2 separate regions of the Homo sapiens genome follow, and region 2 is linked to region 1. A link is an interaction called in ENCODE POLR2A ChIA-PET data of the cell type or tissue named here. Cell type or tissue: PC-9. All regions are shown on one strand. Each heading gives the region's core, and the rest is flanking DNA. Links, peaks and the distances in the headings are about the cores only.

The links. Peaks named below come from ENCODE experiments on the same cell type or tissue, not always from the same donor. Only the 100,000 strongest peaks of a DNase experiment are listed, where the experiment ranks them.
Region 2: POLR2A ChIA-PET joins it to region 1 with 13 read pairs; 12 of 35 experiments call an interaction of 5 or more read pairs at or near these places.

The regions. Positions count from the first base shown.
Region 1 is chr7:44,858,317-44,865,322 of GRCh38, reverse strand. No RefSeq gene overlaps it. Among named protein-coding and RNA genes, the nearest start is that of H2AZ2-DT, 13 kb to the right of the region's middle. In PC-9, for the core only: no CTCF peak of the experiment used is centred there; a DNase peak (open chromatin) is centred at 3,152.
Region 2 is chr7:44,801,671-44,808,676 of GRCh38, reverse strand. It overlaps PPIA (peptidylprolyl isomerase A), which reads right to left. Exons shown (of 5, transcript NM_021130.5): 5 at 5,560-7,006. Among named protein-coding and RNA genes, the nearest start is that of PPIA, 8.5 kb to the right of the region's middle. In PC-9, for the core only: no CTCF peak of the experiment used is centred there; a DNase peak (open chromatin) is centred at 3,476; H3K27ac peaks cover 1,407 bases.

The sequences.
Region 1 (7,006 bases), core at 1,741-4,240:
AGAGTTGTCAGTTCCTTGGTGGAGATGCAAGTGTTCTTTCAAGAACATCTTAACCGAATTACTGAAATCCTAAAGAATGTCTAGTGATAAACCTTATCAAAGCAGGAGATTTGTGAAGGATATGAAAGGATTTTTAGAAAGTCCTTGGAAACAGTTCTTATTTCAGATATGCAAGCATGAGCCTCCTCTCCTTCAGACCTTCCTGGTCCTACTTTGCCTGGGTCTGAGAAAAGTGATTTCTTCCTGGTATCTCTAACTTTCACAAGCCTATGATAAAATTGGTTTTGTTAAAAACCAATTTAACTTAAAGTTCCATTTCCAAGAACCTATCAATGACATTAAGTGAGGACTTATATTCTAACCCTCTTCATTTATGGCAAGCTAAGAAATTTTGTACTTGGAATGACAAAGGCATTTCCTTATTTTTAGATCTTCTCTTCACTGACTACAAGTAAAATATGAAGAGCCTCAGAATATTGTTTAAAACAGTGTTCCCGGCTGGGCACAGTGGCTCATGCCTGTAATCCCAGCACTTTGGGAGGCCGAGGAGGGCAGATCACAAGGTCACAAGATTGAGACCATCCTGGCCAACATGGTGAAACTCTGTCTCTACTAAAAATACGAAAATTAGCTGGGCATGGTGGTGTGTGCCTGTAGTCCCAGCTACTCAGGAGGCTGAGGCAGGAGAATCGCTTGAACCCAGGAGGCAGAAGTTGCAGTGAGTTGACATCGCACCACTGCATTCCAGCGTGACACAGCAAGCCTCCGTCTCAAAAAACAAAACAAAACTAAAAACAGGGTTCCCCAATTCCTGGGCCACAGACCAGTACTGGGTCCTTGGCCTATAACAGAAAGTAAGCAGCCAACGAGTGAACATTACTGCCTGAGTTCCCACTGGTTCCACCTCCTGTCAGATCAACAGTGGCATTAGATTCTCATAGGAGCACAAACCCTATTGTGAACTTTGCATTCAATGGATCTAGGTTGTGTGCTCTGTATGAGAATCTAATGCCTGATGATCTGTCACTGTCTTCCATCCTCCCTGAGATGGGACTGTCTAATTGCAGGAAAACAAGCTCAGGGCTCCCACTGACTCTACATTATGATGAATTGTACAATTATTTCATTATATATCACAATGTAATAATAATAAATTGCACAATAAATGTAATGCGTTTGAATCATCCCCAAACCATCCCCCCGCCTAGGACATGGAAAATTTGTCTTCCATGAAATCGGTCCCTGGTGCCAAAAACATTGGAGACTGCTAGTTTAAAAAGAGTAAATTATACCTGTAATCCCAGCAATTTGGGAGGCTGAGGCAGGTGGATTACCTGAGCTCAGGAGTTGAAGACCAGGCTAATATGGTAAAACCCTATCTCTACGAAAAAAAAAAAAAATTAGCCAGGCATGGTGGCACATGCCTGTAGTCCTAGCTACTTGGGAGCCTGAAGCAGGGCGATCACTTGAACCCAGGAGACTAGAGGTTGCAGTGAGCTGAGATTGCGCCACTGCACTCCAGACTGGGTGACAGAGTAAGACTCCATCTCAAAAAAATAAATAAATAAAGTAAATTATAAATAAGTAGGTCTTTTTTTTTATATAAACAGATGCCCACAGATGTTGGCATTCTATACACTATTCTATGTCTTTTTTTCTTTTTTTAGTCTAACTTTAAAATAGATAATACATTTGCATGGTTCAAAATTGAAATAACAGGTCAGGCACGATGGCTCACACCTGCAATCCAAACACTTTGGGAGGCTGAGGCAGGTGGATCACTTGAGGTCAGGAGTTCAAGACCAGCATGGCCAACATGGCAAAACCCATCTCTACTAAAAATTTTTTTAAAAGTAGCTGGGCATGGTGGCAGGTGCCTATAATCCCAGCTATTCAGGAGGCTGAGGTGGGAGAATTGCTGGAACCCAGGAGGCAGAGGTTGCAGTGAGCAGAGATCGTACCACTGCACTCCACCCTGGGCAACAGAGTGGGACTCTGTCTCCAAAAAAATAATAAATAAAATATAAAATAAAATAATAAATAATAATTGAAATAACATAAAATGGAGATTGAGAAATCTTGATCCTAACTCTGTCTCTATCCATCCTCTTCGTTACCATGAGTAGCATTTGCCTTGGACAGTCCCATTTTGTCTGTTGTCTCAGTATGCCATCAGTTTAGCATTTGTCCCAGATTTTTCAGTCTTTACAAGGTAATATGATTTTTACTTTTACTAGAATAAGCAGGGATTAGCTTACTAGACCTCTACTTTGTATTCCTAGCTTGTCATGGTCTAGTATTGTGCTCAATGAACAGAGTTCTCGCTTGAACACCTGGTTAAATTTGAAAAAAGACCAGCAATGACGTCCCTGTGCTTGACCCTCCCAAACTCAATATAACATTTTCCTCTCAAGTCAGCATGGACAGCACTTGCTGACAAAACAGTGCACTTGGAGTGGCTGGGAAGAGCTCATTCCTTCTGTAGTTGTGGTGGTTGGAGAAGTTTTTCAGGCTGCTATCTGGGATCAGTAATAAATGATAGGCTAGTGATGTATGAACCATGTACAGAGAGAATTCTAAACGTTCTTGCTACAACTATTTTACCACTTATTGTATGGTAGAAATCTATATTTGTTATTTGATAATTTTTTTATTTTGCAATAAGCCCTTTCTTCAATAATGAGCTTAAAAGGTGTCTAAAAAAATACCTAAGTGAATACTGAATTTCCATTTCTGTGTATAACCTGCACAAATTTTTTGTTGACATTTACTATCAATGCCATATCAAGATCAATAACCAGGCTGGGCGTGGTGGCTTACACCTGTAATCCCAGCACTTTGGGAAGCCAAGGCTGGTGGATCACTTGAGGTCAGGAATTCAAGACCAGCCTGGCCAACATGGTGAAAACCCATCTATACTAAAAATACAAAAATTAGCTAGGTGTGGTGGCAGGCGCCTGTAATCCCAGCTGCTCAGGAGGCTGAGGCAGGAGAATCACTTGAGCCCAGGAGGCAGAGGTTGCAGTAAGCCAAGATCACGCCACTGCAATCCAGCTTGGGTGACAGGGCGAGATTCTGTCTCAAAAAATAAAAAGATCAATAACCACAGGAAATCCAGTAGACATAAATTTTCTGTAGAAGTTTCTGCATCTACTTCAAAATTTAGCAATTATCTTAAATAAACATTACCCAGAGGCCAGGCACAGTGACTCATGTCTGTAATCCCAGCACTTTGGGAGGCTGAGGCGGGTGGATCACTTGAGGTCAGGAGTTCAAGACTAGCCTGGCCAACATGGTGAAATCCCATCTCTACTAAAAATACAAAAATTACCTGGGCATAGTGGCGGGTGCCTGTAATCCCAGCTATTTGGGAGGCTGAGGCGGGAGAACCACTTGAACCCAGGAGGCAGACATTGAGTGAGCTGAGATTGTGCCACTGCACTCCAGCCTGGGTGACAGAGCAAAACTCTGTCTCAAAAAAAAAAAAATTACCCAGAGACAATGATTTAATTAATACAATTAATACAGAAGGTACACTTACAAATCACTCTGTGAAGCAAGACTTTTTACTTAAATAAATTGACTGTTTTTAATTAATTTCACTCATCTTCTCATCTTCAATTCAGAGTTTTCTTATGCCCATACAAAAAGTGAAGCCACGGCTCTTAATATGCAGACTAGACTAGATATATGTTACTACATAGAACTTCCAGTTATGTGATGCCAGTTTTATCAGTAACATATTCAGGTTCAAATAGAAAAATTGACTTCATTAATTCTGGTAAGTTTCAAATTTTTCACTCAATTCTTTTAATCAGTGTTGAAGTAAAACAATCTGATATTTTAATGTTACTATGAAATTAGTTTAAAAGTCCAACAATTCTGGAACGTGTCGGGGAAGCATTGCAGGGACGGAAAGCATTAGGAAAAAGATCTAATGCATGCTGGCCTTAATACCTAGGCTATGGGTTGATTTGTGCAGCAAACCATCATGGCACATGTTTATCTATGCAACAAACCTGCACATTCTGCACATGTACCCAGGAACTTAAAAAAAATTTTTTTTAAGTTCAACAATTAAAATTGTATTTGTGATAATACAAAGTTGGGTGGAGCAGATCATGGTAATACAAAAATGTATTTAATGAATTAGGAAATCAATGGAGGATAAATGTACTTGGAATTGGATGTAGTGTACATATAATTCATAATAATGTCCAAGCAAGCTGTTTTATTTTACCAACTAAAATAGAAGATGTAGTAGCCAAATTTTAACAAGTTTTGAGTAACTAACCTACAAAATTGCTGTGATAAAGTAGATGTTGAATCTAAAAAGCACTTCGGCTCACACCTGCAATCTCAGCACTTTGGGAGGCTTAACTGGGAGGAACGCTTGAGGCCAGCCTGCCTGGGCAACATAGCAAGACTTCATCTATATAAAAGAAATTTTTTTGTAATTAGCTAGCATTGTGGCAGGCATCTGTAGTCCTAGCTAATTGGGAGGCTTAGGCAGGAGAATCATGTGAGCCCAGGACTTCAAGGCAGCAGAGAGCTATGATTGCACCACTGCACTCCAGCCTGGGCAACAGAGAGAGACCCTGTCTCAAAAAAAAATAATAATAAAAATAAATAAATTTTTAAAAAGCACTTCAGCATGGCAGGTTTTGCCCATCATCCTTTTTAGAAATGTTTAAGCCTTTGAAAATCAACCTATCCTATACTGAAATTTTTGATAAATGAAGCCTCTAAATTTTGGTAGTATTTTATTGATTGATTGATTGATTGATTAAGGAGTTTCACTCTTGTTGCCCAGGCTGGAGTCCAAGGGTGTGATCTCAGCTCACTGCAACCTCCGCCTCCCGGGTTCAAGCGATTCTCCTGCCTCAGCCTCCTGAGTAGCTGGGATTGGAGACGTCCACCACAACGCCCAGCTAATTTTTTGTATTTTTAGTAGAGATGAGGTTTCACCATGTTGGCCAGGCTGGTCTCCAACTCCTGACCTCAGATGAGCCACTTGCGCCCAGCTGATAGTATTTTATTTAAAATCAATTGGGAACCTTTCATCTGAGCATTGAATGAATAGAATGATAAGAAACTTCGGCCAGGCACGGTGGCTCATGCCTGTGATCCCAAGCACTTTGAGAGGCCACGGCAGGTGGATCACGAGGTCAGGAGTTCGAGACCAGCCTGGTCAAGAGACCAGCCTGGCCAATATGGTGAAACCTTGCCTCTACTAAAAATACAAAAATTAGCTGGGCATGGTGGTGGGTGTCTGTAATCCCAGCTACTTGGGAGGCTGAGGCAGGAGAATTGCTTGAACCCAGGAGGTGGAGGTTGGAGTGAGCTGAGATTGAAACATTGCACTCCAGCCTGGGTGACAGAGTGAGACTCCGACTCTGAAAAAAAAAAAAAGAAAGAAACTTCAGGCCGGGAGCAGTGGCTCAGGCTTGTAATCCCAGCACTTCAGGAGGCCAAGGCAGGCAGATTACTTGAGGTCAGGAGTTCAAGACCAGCCTGGCCAACATAGTGAAACCCAGTCTTTCTTAAAAATACAAAAATTAGCCAGGCACAGTGGCAGGCACCTGTAATTCCAGCTACTCAGGAGGCTGAGGCAGGAGAATTGCTTCAACCTGGGAGGTGGAGGTTGCCGTGAGCTGATACCATGCCACTGCACTTCAGCCTGGGTGACAGAGTGAGACTCCATCTAAAAGAAAAAAAAAAAAGGAAAGAAAGAAACTTCGGTTTATGAGCCCTTACTAAGTTGCAAAGTGTTGAGAGCAATACTTGCAAACAGGAAGACATTAGACTTGATCCCTAGCAGGGAAAGCTTGAAAAAATAATGATAAATCACTCTGAAATACCTTGGCTTATGGAAAAAATCTTGTAATGCAACTTTTTTTTTTTTTTTTTTTTGAGACAGGTCTTACTCTGTCACCAGGCAGGGGTGCAGTGGCACGATCTTGGCTCACTGCAGCCTCAACCTCCTAGGCTCAGGTGATTTTCCCACCTCAGCCTCCAGGGTAGCTGGGACTATAGGCAGGGACCACCACCACACCCAGCTAACTTTTTGTATTTATTGTAGAGATGGGGTTTCGCTATGTTGCCCAGGCTGGTCTTGAACTCCTGGGTTCAAGCAATCCTCCCACCTCAGCCTCTCGAAGCAATGAACTTCCATTTTTAATTGGATAAATGTATATTCTGGCCAGGCGTGGTGGTTCATGCCTGTAATCCCCGCACTTTGGGAGGCTGAGGCTGGCAGATCACGTGAGGTCAGGAATTTGAGACAGCCTGGCTAACATGGCGAAACCTCGTCTCTCCTAAAAGTACAAAAATTATCTGGGTGTGGTGGCGCATGCCTGTAATCCCAGCTACTCTGGAGGCTGAGGGAGGAGAATCACTTGACCCTGAGAGGCAGAGGTTGCAATGAGCTGAAATGGCAGCCACTGCACTACAGCCTGGGTGACAGAGTAAGACTCTGTCTCAAAAAAAAACAAAAAACAAAACAAAAAAAACCCATTATATTCTGTACTGGAATGGAGTGAAATTGAGAGGGCTTACTATTTTGTAGCATATAAATTTGATGAAACAGGCTGGGTGGGGTGGCTCACGCCTGTAATCCCAGCACTTTGGGAGGCCAAGGCGGGCGGATCACTTGAGGTCAGGAGTTTGAGACCAGCCTGGCCAACATGGCAAAACCCCGTCTCTACTAAAAATACAAAAAAATTAGCTAGGCATGGTGGCGGGTACCTGTAGTTCCAGTTACTCAGGAGGCTGAGGCAGGAGAATCGCTTGAACATGGGAGGCAGGGGTTGCAGTGAACTAAGATCCTGCCACTGTACTCCAGCCTGGGCGACACAGTGAGACTCTGGCTCAAAAAAAAAAAGGAAAAAAATATATACAAGTTACATTTCTGCAAGAGAAAAAAAAAGTTTCATTTTCCATTTGTGCATTGCTAGTGGATAAAATAGGTAATGCATGCACATTGTACAAATTCTAGTGACCCAAG
Region 2 (7,006 bases), core at 1,921-4,420, 57 kb after region 1:
GCTCTTAAAAAGGGTAATTTTGGCCAGGTGCAGTGGCTCACTCCTGTAATCCCAGCACTTTGGGAGGCCAAGATGGGTGGATCACCTGATGTCATGAGTTTGAGGCCAGCTTGGCCAACATAGTGAAACCCCGTCTCTACTAAAAATGCAAAAATTAGGTGGGCGTCTGTAATCCCAGCTACTTGGGAGGCTGAGGTGGGAGAATCACTTGAATCCAGGAGGGGGTGGTTGCAGTGAGCCAAGATCAAGGCCACTGCACTCCAGCCTGAGTGACAAAGACAGACTCCATCTCACACACACACAAAAAAGGTAATTTCATGGTATGTAAATTATAATCTCAATAAATTTTTAAAAGCTAGTAAGCAGAAATTACAGGTTTTGGTTTTGTTTTGTTTTTTAAGGTGGAAAGACTGCTCTGGAGTAAAAGAAACCAAAGACACCTAACAGTCAAATGTAATGTGTAAAACTAAATTAGATCCTGGGAATGGTGGAGAGAGGAGGAACAGTTATAAAAGACATTCTAATTGTATGTAAATTATACCTTAATAAGAATGATTTTAAAAATACATCCTCATAGAAAGAGCAGGATTGAAATAGAATTTTTTTTTATTTCTTCAAAAAAAAAAAAAAAAAAAAAAAAAACAGGCCAGGCATGGTGGCTCACACCTGTAATCCCAGCACTTTGGGAGGCCGAGGTGGGCAGATCACCTGAGGTCAGGAGTTCGAGGTCAGCCTGATCAACATAGTGAAACCCCATCTCTACTAAAAATACAAAAATTAGCTGGGCATGGTGGTGCCTCCCAGCTACTTGGCAGGCTGTGGCAGGAGAATCACTTGAACCTAGGAGGTGGAGGTTGCAATGAGCTGAGATTGTGCCATTGCACTCCAGCCTGGGTAACAAGAGCGAAACTCTATCTCAAAAAAAAAATAATAAAAATATGGAATACATGTGTAGAACATGCGGGTTTGTTACATAGGTATATGTGTGCCATGGTGGTTTGCTGCACCTATTAACCCTGAAATAGAATTTTATTTATTTATTTATTTTGAGACAGAGTCTCGCTCTGTTGCCCAGGCTGGGGTGCAATGGTACGATCTTGGCTCACTGCAGCCTTCATCTCCCAGGTTCAAGCGATTTTCCTGCCTCGGCCTCCTGAGTAGCTGGGATTACAGACATGCACCACCATGCCTGGCTAATTTTGTATTTTGAGTAGAGATGGAATTTCACCATGTTGGCCAGGTTGGTCTCGAACTCCTGACCTCAAGTGATCTGCCCACCTCGGCCTCCCAAAGTGCTGAGATTACAGGCATGAGCCACCGTACCTGGACTGAAAAAGAATTTTAAAAAGCAATAAACATAAAAACACATTATAAGAACAAGGGGGAACATCTGACTGTGAACCAGATATTATAGATTTTACAGATTTTCTGAGGTGGAGAAAGGCATTGGCTGACTTTCCCAGAAATAGTTCTTGTGTTCTCAAAGACCCTGAGGCCACACTCTAACCCAGCCTGCTCAACTTGCCTTCTCCTGGGAGCCTGCCTCATAATAGTGGCAATTTCGACCTTTCTTTGCACAATTAGGTTTGTGCTTGCTTCTCACTTTTTCTCAATATGTTTTTAGGGACACAGGTGCTAGAGATTGATGAACACAAAAATTGGAATCATGGGCTGAGCACGCCTGTAATCCCAGCACTTTTGGAGGCCGAGGCAGGAGGATCACCTGAGGTAGGGAGTTCGAGACCAGCCTGACCAACATGGAGAAACCCAGTCTCTACTAAAAATACAAAATTAGCCGGGCATGGTGGCACATGCCTGTAATCCCAACTACTCGGGAGGCTGAGGCAGGAGAATCGCTTGAACCTGGGAGGCGGAGGGTTGCGGTGAGCCGAGATTGCATCATTGCACTCCAGCCTGGGCAACAAGAGCAAAACTTCATCTCAAAAAAAAAAAAAAAAATTGGAATCATGGTTCCCTCTGAAGAGGAAAGAGCGTGCAACTGAAGAGGGCTTGCAAAGGGCATTTCTGGGATACTAGTAGATATGCTGGGGTTCTTTTTATTTCTGGTCTTTAAACTGTATTTTATAGACTTGTGGTAGGCAACTCTTAAAGATGGTCCCTTATCCCCACCTCTATAAATTGGGTTTCATCATGTTGGCAAGGCTGGTCTCGCACTCCTGACCTCGTGATTCACCCGCCTTGGCCTCCCAAAGTTCTGGGATTACAGGCATGAGCCACCATGCCCGGCCGCCTGGGTAATTTTTCTGTTTTTAATATAGACAGAGTTTCACCATGTTGCACAGGCTGGTCTTGAACACCTGGGTTCAAGCGATCTGCCTGCATTGGCCTCCTGGGTGCTGGGATTACGGGCGTGAGCCACCATGCCCAGCCTAGAATATTTGTAAAGGGATCAGAAGGGGTCTATCACACAGTTACTGTGATATTTCTTCTGAGCCTTCTCTGAACCAAGCTTTAGCCTAGGTACTGGGATACACTGGTGAAAAGCTAGACAAATCCCTGCTGGGTGTTTACACACTAACAGAACTGTTCATGCATGTACCATGTGCTAACCACTCTTCTAAGTACTTCATATCTAATCCCCACAACTCTGAGAAGCAGAGTTTTTAGTTTTTTGGTTTTTTTTTTTGAGCTGGAGTCTTGCTCTGTCACCCAAGTCTGGAGTGCAGTGGCACAATCTCCGCTCACTGCAACCTCTGCCTCCCGGGTTCAAGTGATTCTGGTGCCTCTGCCTCCCAAGTAGCTGGGATTACAGGGGCGTGCCACCACGCCCAGCTAATTTTTGTATTTTTAGTAGAGACGGGGTTTCACCATGTTGTCCAGGGTGGTCTCAAACTCCTGATCTCAGGTGATCTGCCTGCCTCAGCTTTCCAAAGCGTTAGGATTACAGGCGTGAGCCACCACGCTGGGGCAAGTATCTTTTTTTTTGTTTGAGACGGAGTCTCTGTCATCCGGGCTGGAGTGCAATGGGGCCAATTTCGGCTCACTGCAACTTCCACCTCCCAGGTTCAAGCGATTCTCCTGCCTCAAGCCTCCTAAGTAGCTGGGATTACAGGCGCATGCCACCATGCCTGGCTAATTTTTGTATTTTTAGTAGAGACGGAGTTTCACCATGTTGGTCAGGCTGGTCTCGAATTCCTGGACTCAGGTGATCCACCCGCCTCAGCCTCCCAAAGTGCTGGGATTACAGGTCTGAGCCACTGTGCCCGGCCCTGAGTATCTTCTTATTCACTGTGTAAGGCGTGGATATATACAGCAAACTCACAGTGTGGTCTAGGCAAACTCCCGCCTCTCAGCTTGTAAGTTTCCTAAGGGTTTCCATGAGAGCCTCCAACCAGCAGAAAAATGATGGGTTTTCCTGGTTACCTTTCTTCCAAGCTCCACTTCTTTCTCAGGGTAGCCATTTGAGACCTTTCTGACCAGGTCAAATCTTACTACACAAGCTGATGCCGCAATACCAGCTTGGCATCTGACTCACTTTCCTTTTTCTTTTTTTTTTGAGACAGCATTTTGCTCTTTTGCCCAGGCTGGAGTGCAATGGTGCGGTCTCGGCTCACTGCAATGTCCACGTCCGCAGTAGCTGGGATTACAGGCTAATTTTTTGTATTTTTAGTAGAGACGTAGTTTCACCACGTTGGTCAGGCTGGTTGCTAACTCCTGACCTCAGGTGATCCACCCGCCTTGGCCTCCCAAAGTGCTGGGATTACAGGCATGAGCCACCATGCCTGGCCCGGCCTTCCTTTCAAAAGGTCTGTTGAGGGAGGAAATTGTCTACTTTGGCACATAATTATCTTCCCAGTGGTTGGGCATGGTGGCTCACACCTGTAACCCAAGCACATTGGGAAATGGAGGCAGGAGGATTGCTTGAGGCCAGTTTTTTGTTTTTTTCTTTGAGACAAGAGTCTCACTCTGTCACCCAGGCTGGAGTGCAGTGGCATGATCTTGGCTCACTGCAAGCTCTGCCTCCCAGGTTCACACCATTCTCCTGTCTCAGCCTCCCAGGTAGCTGGGACTACAGGCACCTGCCACCATGCCCGGCTAACTTTTTGTATTTTTAGTAGAGACAGGGTTTCACTGTGTTAGCCAGGATGGTCTCCATCTCCTGACCCCGTGACCCGCTCACCTCAGACTCCGAAGGTGCTGGGATTTCAAGTGTGAGACACCGTGCCCGGCCGAGGCCAGTTTTTCAGACTAACCTGGACAACATAGCAAGACTTTTTTTTTTTGATACTGGGTCTTTCTCTGTCACCCAGCTGGAGTGCTACCACAGCTCACTGCACCCTCGACCTCCCAGGCACAAGGGATCCTCCCACCTCAGACACCTGAGTAGCTGGGACCACAGGCATATGCATCCACATCCAGCTTTCTTTTTTGAGACAAAGTCTCACTCTTGTCCCCCAGGCTGGAGTGCAATGGCCCAATCTCAGCTCACCGCAACCTCCACCTCCCAGGTTCAAGGATTCTCCTGCCTCAGCCTACCAAGTAGCTAGGATTACAGGTGCCTGCCACTATGCCTGGCTAATTTTTTTTTGTATTTTTAGTAGAGATGAGGTTTCACCAGGTTGGCCAGGCTGGTCTCAAACTCCTGACCTCAGGTGATCCGTCCACCTCGGCCTCCCAAAGTGCTGGGATTACAGGAGTGAGCCACCACACCTGGCATCCCAGCTTATTTTCTTATTTGTAGAGTCAGGGTCCCCCTATATTGCCCAGGCTGGTCTCAAACTCCTTGGCTCAAGGTCCTCAGGCCTTGGCCTCCCGAAGTGCCGGGATTACAGGTATGAGACACCACAGCCGGACCTTTTTTTTTTTTGGGACAGAGTCTCTCATATTCTGTCTCCCAGGCTGGAGTGCAGTGGCACGATCTTGGCTCATTGTGCTTTCTGGTTTCAAGCAGTTCTCCTGCCTCAGCCTCCCAAATAGCTGGGATTACAGAAATGCACCACCATGACCATGTAATTTTTGCATATTTAATAGATGGAGTTTCTCTACGTTGGCCAGGCTGGTCTCAAACTACTGACCTCAGGTAATCTGCCTGCCTTGGCCTCCCGAAGTGCTGGGATTACCGAGGCCCGGCCCAAGTATTGAACTCTAATACCAGATGTCAGGGATCACGCTGGGCACTGGAGAAATTAAAAAAAAAAAAAAAAAAGGAATGGGGCTGGACGCGGTGGCTCACGCCTGAAATCCTAGCACTTTGGGAGCCCAAGGCGGGCGGATTACCTGAGGTCTGTTTGAGACCAGCCTGGCCATGAACATGGTAAACCCCTACTCTACTAAAAATACAAAAAATTAGCTGGGTGTGGTGGCATACACCTGTAATCCCAGCTACTCTGGAAGCTGAGACAGGAGAATCGTTTGAACCTGGGAGGCAGAGGATGCAGTGAGTGGAGATAGTGCCATTGCACTCCAGCCTGGGCAACAAGAGCCAAACTGTCTCAAATAAAAAAGAAAAAAAAAGTTAAATACTTGGATGAATAAAAGCAGTTAATGACAACGTGGTGAGGCTATTCTGTTAATTAATGGAATAAGAAATACTAGGGATAATGAAAAGATGTTTGATGTTTATTTCCACCTTGCACTCAGGTCTGAGCCACAAGTACATTAAGACATTGAATGGTATCACCCAGGGAATACGTAACCAGACAACACACAAGACTGAGATGCACAAGTGGTGGTGGTGGTAATTCACGCAGAAGGAACCAGACAGTAAAACAAAAATTGCCCAACACACCAAATGATCAAATCCGCCACCTCTAGGATAGGCAAACTTGATTGCTGGGTTAAGAACCCTAGAGGTCTGTTAAGGTGGGCAGAGAAGGGGTTTTCTCAGCTTAGATTGTCCTGACATCTAACTGCCAGCAAGCACTGTACATATAATTTCCTGAGAAACCAAGTCCTTAGTGGGAAGGGTATCCCTTTGACCAGATCTTATGGCTTAAATTGGTCAGGTTTGCAAAACCTCAAAGCCTCCATAACCAAAGCTAGGGAGAGGCTCTATATGCTACAAGCAGTACCTCCTCACTGCAGGTAGTCTGCGCCTTAACCCTCTGCAGGGAGACTGACTGTAGCACCAAGTACCTGGCTTTTTAGACTCTACATAGGAATTCCACCATAATTAAGATGTATAAACTTGACCTACAGCCTAAAGCCCAATATGCTTCCCTCAAGAACATCAACAGTGTTCAAGCTTAGCTTTGTTACAGAAAATGAGGTAGGGTGCGGTGGCTCACATCTGTAATCTCAGCAGTTTGGGAGGCCAAGGCAGGCGCATCAGCTGAGGTCAAGAGTTTGAGACCAGCCTGGTCAAAATGATGAAACCCCATCTATACTAAAAATACAAAAATTAGCTGGGCATGGTGGCACACGCCCATTATCCCAGCTACTCAGGAGGCTGAGGCACTAGAATCACTTGAACCCAGGAGGCGGAGGCTGCAGTGAGCTGAGATCACGCCACTGCATTCCAGGGGAAAAAAAAAAAAAAAAAACCGCAACAGATGTCTCAATTTTTGACATTAGTCATCTTGAAGAACACCTCTAAATGCATGAACTCACTGCAGACTGACCCAACCTCTTAATTCTGGCTCCTTGCTTTTCCTGCCTCTGCCTACCTTTGAGACACAAGATCTGTGAACACCCAGGCTGTACAGTGGCATGATAATAGCTCACTCTAGGCTCAAGCAATCCTCCCACGTCAGCCTCCAGATCAGCTAGGACTAGGCATGCACCACCAGGCCAGGCTAATTATTTTTTGTAGAGACAGCGTCTCACTATGTTGCCCAGGCTGATCTTGACTCCTACCCTCAGGTGGTCTTCTGCCTCAGGTAATACATTACAGACAGTGAGCCACCATGCCCAGTTGCTGCCTACATTTTCAATATTCCACTCAACAAACATTGACACTTCCTGGGACTGGAAAGTAAAAAAAATCTAAGTACTGTGTAGAATTAAGCAAACAAGTGATGTTTCAGAAGTAACCCATTACTGCTTA